Regions from separate parts of the Homo sapiens genome. Here region 2 is linked to region 1. The links are chromatin loops, found by intact Hi-C in ENCODE. Cell type or tissue: heart left ventricle. All regions are shown on one strand.

Region 1 (5,000 bases):
GGTGGGGGATGGATCCTCCCCACACATCTGAGGACACACAACCACTTGGTACATTTTCTCAGATGTTAAGCTTATTTTTATAAACCACATTGTACGTGTCACTTTTATTTGGCATTTTATACTTAACTAGTTGTATTTATTTTTCATGTCATGAGAGTTTCCATATAATGTGCCATAACTGCATAGACAGCACGTCTTCAGGGTGTGGTTTCTAAGCAGAAAATAGCAAATGTTTATATTGAATAAAATTGCATGTTCCTCCACGCAGCATCTTCATCCTCCACGTTCACTGTTTTGGAACTAGTTGTTCTCCTCTGCACAAAGCGATTTTATCAGGCTTTCCAGAGCAGCTTCGATTCCAAGCAGTCCTACCAGGGTTCGGAAGCTGAGAGGAGCAGTTTCTATGGCTCTGTTCTTGTCCAGCTCCAGGGCTATAAAGAAAACATTAAACCGGGTAAGAAACTTCAAGGTGGCAGCTTTTGGTCTTTTGTTTTCTGCTGGCATGGACCTCACCAAGACCCCGCACTCCTCCCGACTAGCTGCATGGGATGGGACATGCTAGTGGCGGGCGAGGAGATGGAGTGAGTGGAGGCCTCACCTACGGCTGGAGGCATATTCCCTGTGCATTCAGCCTGGGAGGGCCTTGGGGCAGCAATCCCTTTTCATGTTCTTTTTGAGTGATTATTGATAAAAATATTTAAAAATTGATAGACAAAGTACATTAATGAGATTTCCAATTTTTGATTCTTGCCCTTTGAAACCCAGAGGAAACAGGCAGGCGGCTTTGCTGGGCATGTTGAGAAGTCACCTAGAGCAGCCACACCCAGGGCCCTACCTCGCTGTGGGACTTTGGTGAGAAGATCCAGCTTTGGAAAAACCTTCCCATCTTCATCTATTTGTATCCTCCAAACAATGACTAATTCAAACCTGAAAAAGCAGTAAAACATGTCGTTATGTGCTTTTTGAAATCTGGCGAAAAGATTAGCAACCATGAGTCGCACCTGGTCTCCATTTCCCCATGCTGGGCTCCCCTGCTAGAAACCCCAATCCACAGCCAAGAAGAGGCACAGTCAGTAGCACAGGCAAATGGAACCAGGATCACAGGAAGGTGCTGCTCTGTCCCCACTGCATTGGCAAACATTAGTAGGCCAATACCAGCGAAGTACAGAACATGGAGCAACAGAAACTTCAAAATTACTGGTGGGAGCAGACATGGACAAGCCACTTTGGAAATAATCTGGCACTGACAGTAAGCTGAACATGCATCCATGCATGACACAGGAATTTCATTTCTAGGCAGTTGAGCCCAGGAGAAGCTTATGTACTGTGTGCCAGGAGGTGTGAGCCAGAACAAAGAAGCCACGTGCTCCAGAGCTGAAGAGCGCAGCAAGACGCTGTGTATGATCCCCTCCGGGAGGATGAGCAGTGAAACTGCACTGCAGCTGCTCATGACCCTGGAGGAGGTGAACGGTGACAAAGGCAAGTCCCAGAAGCCTGCATAAGGACCACATGATTTTAAAGCTTGGAAACCAGTTGAGTTGAGGCATTCACACACAGGTCATAAAAGCACACCCAGATGGATACATGTCCACACATGCACAGCCAAGGGAAGAGGATGGAGAACACGGCACGGGCCAGGGTGGCGCCGGGGCTGGTGGAGGGATCAGCTGTGCTATCAGGGCACTAAGCCTGTCCTGTTTCTTCTCATTGCTTTGGGGTTTTCCACTCACCCCTGGCTTCCTCCCTTCGATTTCTGAAGTAACAGCAGATCCACAAGCATCTCCACTTTCTCCCAGCCTCCCTTCCTTGACCCCATAAGTCCTGGGGTGGGCCCCAGGACTGGCGTTTTCCCCCTGCGGCCCAGCACATCCTCCAGAGCTCCAGCTCCCCGCACCCCCATACTGGGCATATCTGCTGGGACCACTGATTCCTCCAACCGACGACCTTTAGTTCTTGGTTAGGTAGTTTACTACTTAGAATCCTACTTAGGTGGTCTCCTACTTGGAATCCTTGTTTGAACAGGAAATGGGAGGCCCCATGGCCTGTGCAGGCTCACCCTGGCCGGCTGGCGCTGCGGATCCCCATGGAGCAGGAGGAGGGCCCCTCCGAGAGGTACACGGCATCTGGGTACTTTTCCTGCATGGGGAGAAGAAACGGGTAGACAGATCCACTGGTGGGGAGAAAGGGGCCATGGGAGGGGCACGGGGCACCGTTCCAGGTGTCTGGCGAAAATCAGGGTCCGAGTGTTTGCGCAGCATCCATGGGTGCCAACCGCCCCTCTTGCCCTTGCTGTCACACACGTCCGCCCCACTGTAGGTCTCTCCACAGCCTCCAGGCTCCCATGACTGCTGCTTCCCCATCATGAACATTGTACATAACCTCCCTACAGCTGTATTCTCATTTCACAGGTTTCCCCACACCCTTTCCATCTGGGATGGCTCCTTGGTCTGCCCTTGTCTGTCACAACCCAGACGGTCTGGAGAGGACTGGTCAGAGGATTCCCCAAGCGGATGCGTCAGGCTCTTTGCTGGAAAGCAGCTGTTTTCTCACGGTTTTAGCATCTGACCTGAAAAGCCCTTTGAGCTGAGGCTCCGTGAGGGCTGTGGCCGAGCCTGGACGCCCCTCGCCTGTCCGTCCTCAGGACTCACCCCAGTGGTGTCCAGCCCACACACCGTCCTGGGCATGGGCAGGAGCCCACCCTGGTATCCTCACTGTGCCCAGTGGTGGTGCGGCTCCCACTGCAGTAAGGGAAAGGGCCTACCTTGGTGAAAGTCAGCTTCATGATGAGACGGCATTTTATGGTCAAAAGCCTCCTCCCAAAAGCAGGGAAATCAAGTGGAATCTCACAGATTTCTAGGCTTGCGGTTCTGGGAGAGTCTGGTTTCCCCCATGCGCTATGAAAATTCTGGACACGTCTGCTGTTTCTGTTACAGCAGGACCTGGTAGCCTCTAGCTATCCCAGAACCGACCCGCGAATTTAGATCATCAAACCACAACACAGTTTGCTTACTGGAACCTGAACAGATGATACATATTCAAAACTGATAAGAGTAATGGTGGCCCTGTTCTCTCAGTTCTTAAAAACTTGTCTTTTTGGGCCAGGTGCAGTGGCTCATGCCTGTAATCCCAGCACTTTAGGAGGCCGAGGTGGGTGGATCACGAGGTCAAGAGATTGAGACCATCCTGGCCAACACAGTGAAACCCTGTCTCTAGTAAAAATACAAAAAGTAGCCGGGCCTGGCGGCACGTGCCAGTAGTCCCAGCCACTCAGGAGGCTGAGGCAGAAGAATCGCTTAAACCTGTGAGGCAGAGGTTGCAGTGAGCTGAGATCGCACCACTGCACTCCAGCCTGGGCGACAGAGCAAGACTCCGTCTCAAAACAAACAAACAAACAAACACTTGTGTTTTTGGCTGGGTGCGGTGGGTGGCTCACGCCTGTAATCTCAGCATTTTGGGTAGGCCAAGGAGGGCAGACCACCTGAGGTCAGGAGTTCAAGACCAGCCTGGCAAACATGGTGAAAGCCCGTCTCTACTAAAAAAAATTAGCTGGGCGTGGTGGTGGGTGCCTGTAATCCCAGCTACTCGGGAGGCTGAGGCAGGAGAACCCCTTGAACCCAGGAGGCGGAGGCTGCAGTGAGCCGAGATCGTGCCACTGCACTCCATCCAGCCTGGGCGACAAGAGTGAAACTCCATCTCAAAAACAAAAACACACACACACAAAAATGTCTTTTTGTCTGCTCTTGTGAGAACAGATTGCAGGGTCAGGGGTGACAGGAGACTTTCACGGTAGGCTCCGCCTGAGATGTCGAGCTCCTAGGGCTAGTCTCTGAGAGACGTGCTTTCCTTTCTGTCCTCTCACAGCGACTGATATAGAAGCCTGGGGGTGCTGCTTAAGTCTCATGCAAGCCCTGCCATGATTAAAAAGCACTGTGGCCTCCCCAGGCCTTAGGGAAGGATAGTGAGGGGACGTTTTCCCTGAGAAGCATCTGGCCTGACAGCTAGTCAGAGGACACAAGGCAAGGGAGCAGGCTGGAACTGCAGTGACAGGGCCTTCCTGCTGCTCCAGAGACTTGCCGGATTGAACCAGATCAGCTCTGCTGAATGAGGTTGTGTGGGGACAATGGCATGACAAAGCTTTTAAAGGAAGCAGCCCCTGCATCGCTGAGCTCTTGCCAGTGTGGGAGGCCCTCACCCTGTGCATGTGGGCCCAGCATGGCAAGGGTGCATCGCAGCACCAGCTGCACCTGCCAGAGGCTGAGAGGGGCCTGGCGGAAGCTTACAATTACTAACTTCAGCACAACAGTTTCCATAAGAAAATGTATACCTAAGTGATTTAAGTGGAAAGTGTTGGTTGATTTTTAAGCCGCAGGCTCTTCCAAATTAATCACAACTGCATGAGGACCGTAAGGGAGAGCCTGTGAACGTGGCAGCTCAGCTTCCAGGCTGGCTCAGCGGCAGCACTTGGGACTCATTGGGACGGCTGGGGCCTGGGCCAGCTCCAACGTGGGGCCCGAGGTTCAGCCTCCAAGCACAAGGGAGCAGATGGAGCAGCTCTCTGCCTCCCTGGGCCTCTCCTCACCTCTCCTTGTGAGCAAAAAGGGGTTTAAATTAGATGCTTTCAGTAAAAAAAGTGTACCTTACTCCCTTTAGTTTGTAAAATAAAGTCAAAGGTAGAAACGCTGACATTAGGAAGAGGTCAGGCATTCAGTGCATGTTTCTGGAGGACTTTTGTGGGACTGTGTGCAAAGGTTCTTTTGTGGAAGTTAATAATGCTCCATTCTTTTAGCCAAGGTCACGGTCACTGATAACTTGAAATAGAAAGGATGGGTCTCATTGGCACACATGTACAGGTGGGGAGAGAAGATGGAAAAGCTGTGAACAGGGGTACGTTAGTTATATACAATACAACTCAAGACAGAGTGGGCTTGAGATCATTAGGCCTACGGTCAGCACATCTCAACAGCAGTCGAGTTTTATAAATGACTGTATTTGACGTGGAT
Region 2 (5,000 bases), 73 kb after region 1:
CAGTATTGGATATAGAAAACTGAAATTTTAACTGTGCACTTTAAAAATTTATGCCACTTATATGTATTACCCATTCAAAAATGTGAAAACTGTTTAAAAAATAAAGTGGCAGGGAAATGGGCATTTTATATATTTCTGGTGAAAGTATACATTATTTACTATAACCTTTTTGGAAAGCAACCTGGAAATGCGTACACAAACTCAAAAAGCCCATTCTATTTGAGGGGGGAAAGGGGAAACAACCCAAATGTCCATCAATAGGGGAATGGTTGAATGAGTTGTGGGATACTTATATATCATTACTCCACTTAAATGTAATATTCCATTGGGAAAGTAAGTTCAGCTAAAGTAAATGAAGCAACTGTAACACTTTAGTATAGCTTAAAAGGCATTTGAACTATGGGCCAAGAGGTCAGTCCTAGAACAAAGTCCATACTACTCCTCCCCTCACTTAGCATCCTCTCCATCTTCCTCCTACCAATCTAGCCACTAACCCTGCTTATCTTCCAGAAATTTAGGTTAAACAAGACCAAGAGCCTTCAAAGCCCTTAGTAAGTAGGCTATACTTAATTTCTGCAAACCCAAGGACTGCAAAACTCTACTCTGCATCAACTGAACGCAAATCAATCACTTTAATTAAGCTGAGCCCTTACTAGATAAATGGGACTCAAACCCATAAAAATGTAGTTAACAGCTAAATACCCTAATCAACTGGCTTCAATCTACTTCTTCCACAGGCAGTGGGTTGGGGTGGGGGGTGGGGGAGCGGGGGAAGGCGGGAGAAACCTGGCAGGATTGAAGCTGCTTCTTTGAATTTGCAATTCAACATGAAAGTCACCTCCGGGCTGGTAAAAAGAGGTTTAGCCTCTGTCCTTAGATTTACAGTCTAATGCTTTACTCAGCCATTTTACCTCGCCCTACTCCACTTACGTTGGCCAACCGTTGACTATTCTCAACTAACCATAAAGATACCGGAACATTGTACCTAATATTCAGTGCGTGGGCAGGGGTTGTAGGCACAGCTTTAAGCCTCCTTATTCGGGCTGAACAAGGTAAAACTAATTTCTGAGTATGGCCCTACTTAAAATTTCCAAAATTTACCTTTATTTGGGTATTAATATCTACAAAGCTGTCATATGGTAGACAATTGCATCCTTAAAAAAAACCCCAATTTATTGGTACTCTAGACAATCAGGAAAAATACTGAAAAGGTGATTTTACTTAAATATCACCTGAAAGAAATGTCCTAGAGTCTAAATCTTCATAGGCAGATGGCCCTGTGGCACGGGTAATGCTCACTCTGCTCATGTTGTTTGGTGACCAATACCACATTCCTGCAGAGTGTTGTCAGAACCAAGTTTTGGGACATAATCATGTCTGCAATAATAAAGGGGGTAGGAGAAACCATAATACCAGCATTTTCCATGTGCTAGTGTGGTTAAAATAGTTTCTGCAAAAGGACTCATGTAACAGTCCATTAAACCACAAAATTTTAGAGCAGGAACCTCAGAAATTATAAAATTTGGTTTTCTGCAACCTTCTCAATCTCATCGTGGTAATTACTGGTATTCCTCAGTGCTGTTACTTTAAGAGTTACTTCTTTTTTGATTGTTTGTATTCTTTTTAAGTTATTCTTATCTGATTATACAAAGCTCAAAACATGATAAAAATATAAAAGAACATAGTAAAAGTCTCGCTGTAATTACTGTTAATATTTTGTTGTTTATTCCTTCCAATTTGTTCTCTAGTAAAATGCTAAATTACATACATCAAAAGAAGGTAAGATCATAATACATGTACAGTTTTGAAAATCTCTTTATTCCTGGTATAGCATGGACAACTATGCATGGTGGTATTAATGGAGTTACTTCTGTTTCTCCAAATAGCTTTATGGTAAGCCCACTTTGTTCTCTATCTATACACAACTGGGTTAACTTTTTTTCTAATCCATGGTTACAGTACTTCAGAGTACTTCCTTGAAGGCACACTTTTGTACAGAAAGAGGTGTTTCTACAATGGGTTCCTAGAGGTGAAATGGTAGGACAGACAGCATAGCTACTGTTCAGCTGTCCTCAAGGAAGAGGAGAGTTTCTGTTTTCCCTACACACTGGCCAACACAGCATATCATCAACATTTTTTTCCCCCAAAAAACAATGTATGTATTTCAAATCAGGCCATGATTTTTGATTAGCAGTGGTCTTCAAGCTTGATTGAGCATTGGCATTATTTGGGTAATTTTTCTACCCCCAAAGTTTTGTCAGCAACATCTCACTATGGTAGTGAAAAAATAACCTTCCTGTTTTAATTTACTTTTCTTGACTGTTACTGAGATTGAGAAATCTTCCTCTTCTGTTTTATTGACCACTGACATTTCCTCTTCTATGAACTGCCTGTTTAATGGTGTTTGCTCATTTGTACTCATCTTTTTCTTTTCTTTTCTTTTCTTTTTTGAGATGTAGTCTCGCTCTGTTGCCCAGGCTGGAGTGCAATGGCACAATCTTGGCTCACTGCAACCTCCGCCTCCTAGGTTCAAGTGATTCTCCTACCTCAGCCTCCTGAGTAGCTGGGACTACAGGCATGTGCTACCATACTCGGCTAATTTTTGTACTGTTAGTAGAGACGGGGTTTCACATGTTGGCCAGGCTGGTCTCAAACTCCTAACCTCAGGTGATCCACCTGTCTCTGCCTCCCAAAGTGCTGGGATTACAGGTGTGAGCCACTGCACTCAGCTAGTTTTACATTTTTAAAAATAGATATCATTTTCCTTATTTTTAGGAAGTTGAGTGGCTTATGTATTTAGTCCCTTATCTTGATTCAGTCTATCTAGGTCATTTTACAAAATCCTGATTCAGTCTAACCACGTCATTTAAACAAATATTTAGCTCCTCTTTGCCAAATGATTTGGACCCCTGAAATAACGATATAAGAATTTCAGGCCAGGTGCGGTGGCTCATGCCTGTAATCCCAGCACTTTGGAAGGCCGAGGTGGGTGGATCACATGAGGTCAAGAGTTCGAGACCAGCCTGGCCAACATGGTGAAACCCCATCTCTACTAAAAAAAAAAATACAAAAATTAATCTGGCATGGTGGCAGGCGCCTTTAAGCCCACCTACTCGGGAAGCTGAGGCAGGAGAATCCCTTGAACCTGGGAGGCGGAGGTTTCAGTGTGCTGAGATCACGACATTGCACTCTAGCCTGGGCAACAGAGCAAAAACTCCCGTCTCAAAAAAAAAAAAAAAATTTAAAAAATAGTTCTAAAATTACCTAGTCTAGGATAGGCACTGAGTTAGGACCTTCATATCTGTTATTCCTTTTATTTTCAGAAAAATTTGAAAGGTATCACCCTAGTTTTACAGAAGAGTGAACTTTGGTCAGAAACATTAAGTAACTTACTCAAGGTCCCTCATAAACAGCAGGGTTGCGCTTGGAATCCTGATCTGTCTCTAACTTCTCATTTGCAGATAAAGAAACTGAGGCCAAAGTACACAACTAATTTGCCAGCGTAACAGGTAATTAGGAGCCACACAGCTCCCTTTCACATTTTCTTTCTATTATTTCATGGTTAGAAGTTACATAATTTCCACTGATATTAATACGTAACCATTTTTTTGTTGTTGTCGTTTTGTTAGTATTGTGTGTGAGATCGAGGTGGGTGGGCAGATGAGTTAAATATTATTAATCCAATTTAAAATAGATTCCAGATATACACAGCCTTTAGCTGACGAGAATATCATCCCTATAATCTGATAAAGCTCAAGTGACATCATCCTGGCTAGTATAAACTTTAACATTTTTAATGCGAATAGTCTATGAAAACCACAGATTTCTTAATCAAGCTCATTTTTGTGTTTCCAACTCTGCCTTTTCAGCCTGCAAACAAAATGCTCTTCCCCCACACCCACTGCTGTTTTCTACTTTTCTTATGATTAAAAAAAATATTTCCCTTGGTAACCATTTTCCCTGGTTACTTTCTTGGCTGATTTTCTGCACAAAGAACTGAAAGGCATTTATCCCCAAGGGAGGCAGTTATTTTAGATTTTACTAAGAAGTTCAGCAAATACTTTTCAACATTCCCTTCTGTCCTTTCTTTGTTTTTAAAGAAAGCTCTGATTTTGTTTCATTTTCAGCTGGAGACTTAAATGACACCAAGCAAAGCCTACTTAGTTTAGATCTCCAGGTAAAAAAGTTTTAAATTTTAAGTTTCTACTTAGCATGTGGAATGGTTTTAATATTTGGGTATTTTATTTCACAACTGTTTAACTCTTGAGTAAATTAGCTCGTTACTAATAGATTTTTAAAGTTCAAAGTATGCATTATTCTGTTTGTTTTTTTCACGATGTACTTCCCAAGTATTTCAGACCTTGTATACTTAGTATTAAATTATTTTTATATGTTTAGGTGGAATTATGTGTTCAATAGAAGTATAAATTGGTTTGAAAATATTATTAATTTTTAAGTCCTAAAAGAACATAAATAATTCAAAATATTTTTCATTTTAAATCTGTTGAATGAAGTGAAAATAGATAATAGACATCTCATGACTTCATGTAGAATTTTAAAATTCTAAATTAATATTTTTAAAGTTTACTTAAGATAACTGGTAAGAAATTTTAAATGAAGAAAAATAAGTTAATCAAGGTTTATAAATAATATTTAATGTTGGGATAAACACAGTAAGTGCTAGAAGGAAAAAAATTACTTGATAAAAATGATACTATGATTGGAATCCCAGAAAATTTACCTCTAGGAGGCAAACACTCAATTACGAAGTTGTTTATGAAAGCAAATATTAAGTGCAAAGCAAAATTCTGTATATCAATGAAAATAATGAGGGCCTAAGCATTAATAGTAAAATTAGTATTGAGAGACCATTTCCTAAAATGTATTTAAACACTGTAGTGAGACTGTTTAGATACTGATTTTGTCAAAATTCAAATAGCTCTGTAAGTTTATTTCTGTGCCTATCTATTTAGATTTCTGGGTAAGTAAAAGTGAGTCAA

What was found. Peaks named below come from ENCODE experiments on the same cell type or tissue, not always from the same donor. Only the 100,000 strongest peaks of a DNase experiment are listed, where the experiment ranks them.
Region 2: a loop joins it to region 1, with 2.9 times the contacts of the local background. A loop is called at or near these places in 9 of 110 quality-filtered maps.

What each region holds. Positions count from the first base shown.
Region 1 is chr9:92,608,450-92,613,449 of GRCh38, reverse strand. CENPP (centromere protein P) reads right to left here. Exons shown (of 8, transcript NM_001012267.3): 6 at 2,057-2,136; 7 at 836-927; 8 at 1-431. The coding sequence ends at 301. IPPK (inositol-pentakisphosphate 2-kinase) reads left to right here. Exons shown (of 13, transcript NM_022755.6): 13 at 1-267. Among named protein-coding and RNA genes, the nearest start is that of IPPK, 59 kb to the left of the region's middle. In heart left ventricle, no CTCF peak of the experiment used is centred here; DNase peaks (open chromatin) are centred at 2,241, 2,551 and 4,469; H3K4me3 peaks cover 432 bases; H3K27ac peaks cover 4,009 bases.
Region 2 is chr9:92,535,110-92,540,109 of GRCh38, reverse strand. The region is part of intron 5 of CENPP (centromere protein P); the gene reads right to left. It overlaps ECM2 (extracellular matrix protein 2), which reads left to right and starts at 4,120. Exons shown (of 10, transcript NM_001393.4): 1 at 4,120-4,177. RefSeq lists a silencer at 549-843. In heart left ventricle, no CTCF peak of the experiment used is centred here; no DNase peak of the experiment used is centred here; H3K4me3 peaks cover 1,756 bases; H3K27ac peaks cover 3,074 bases.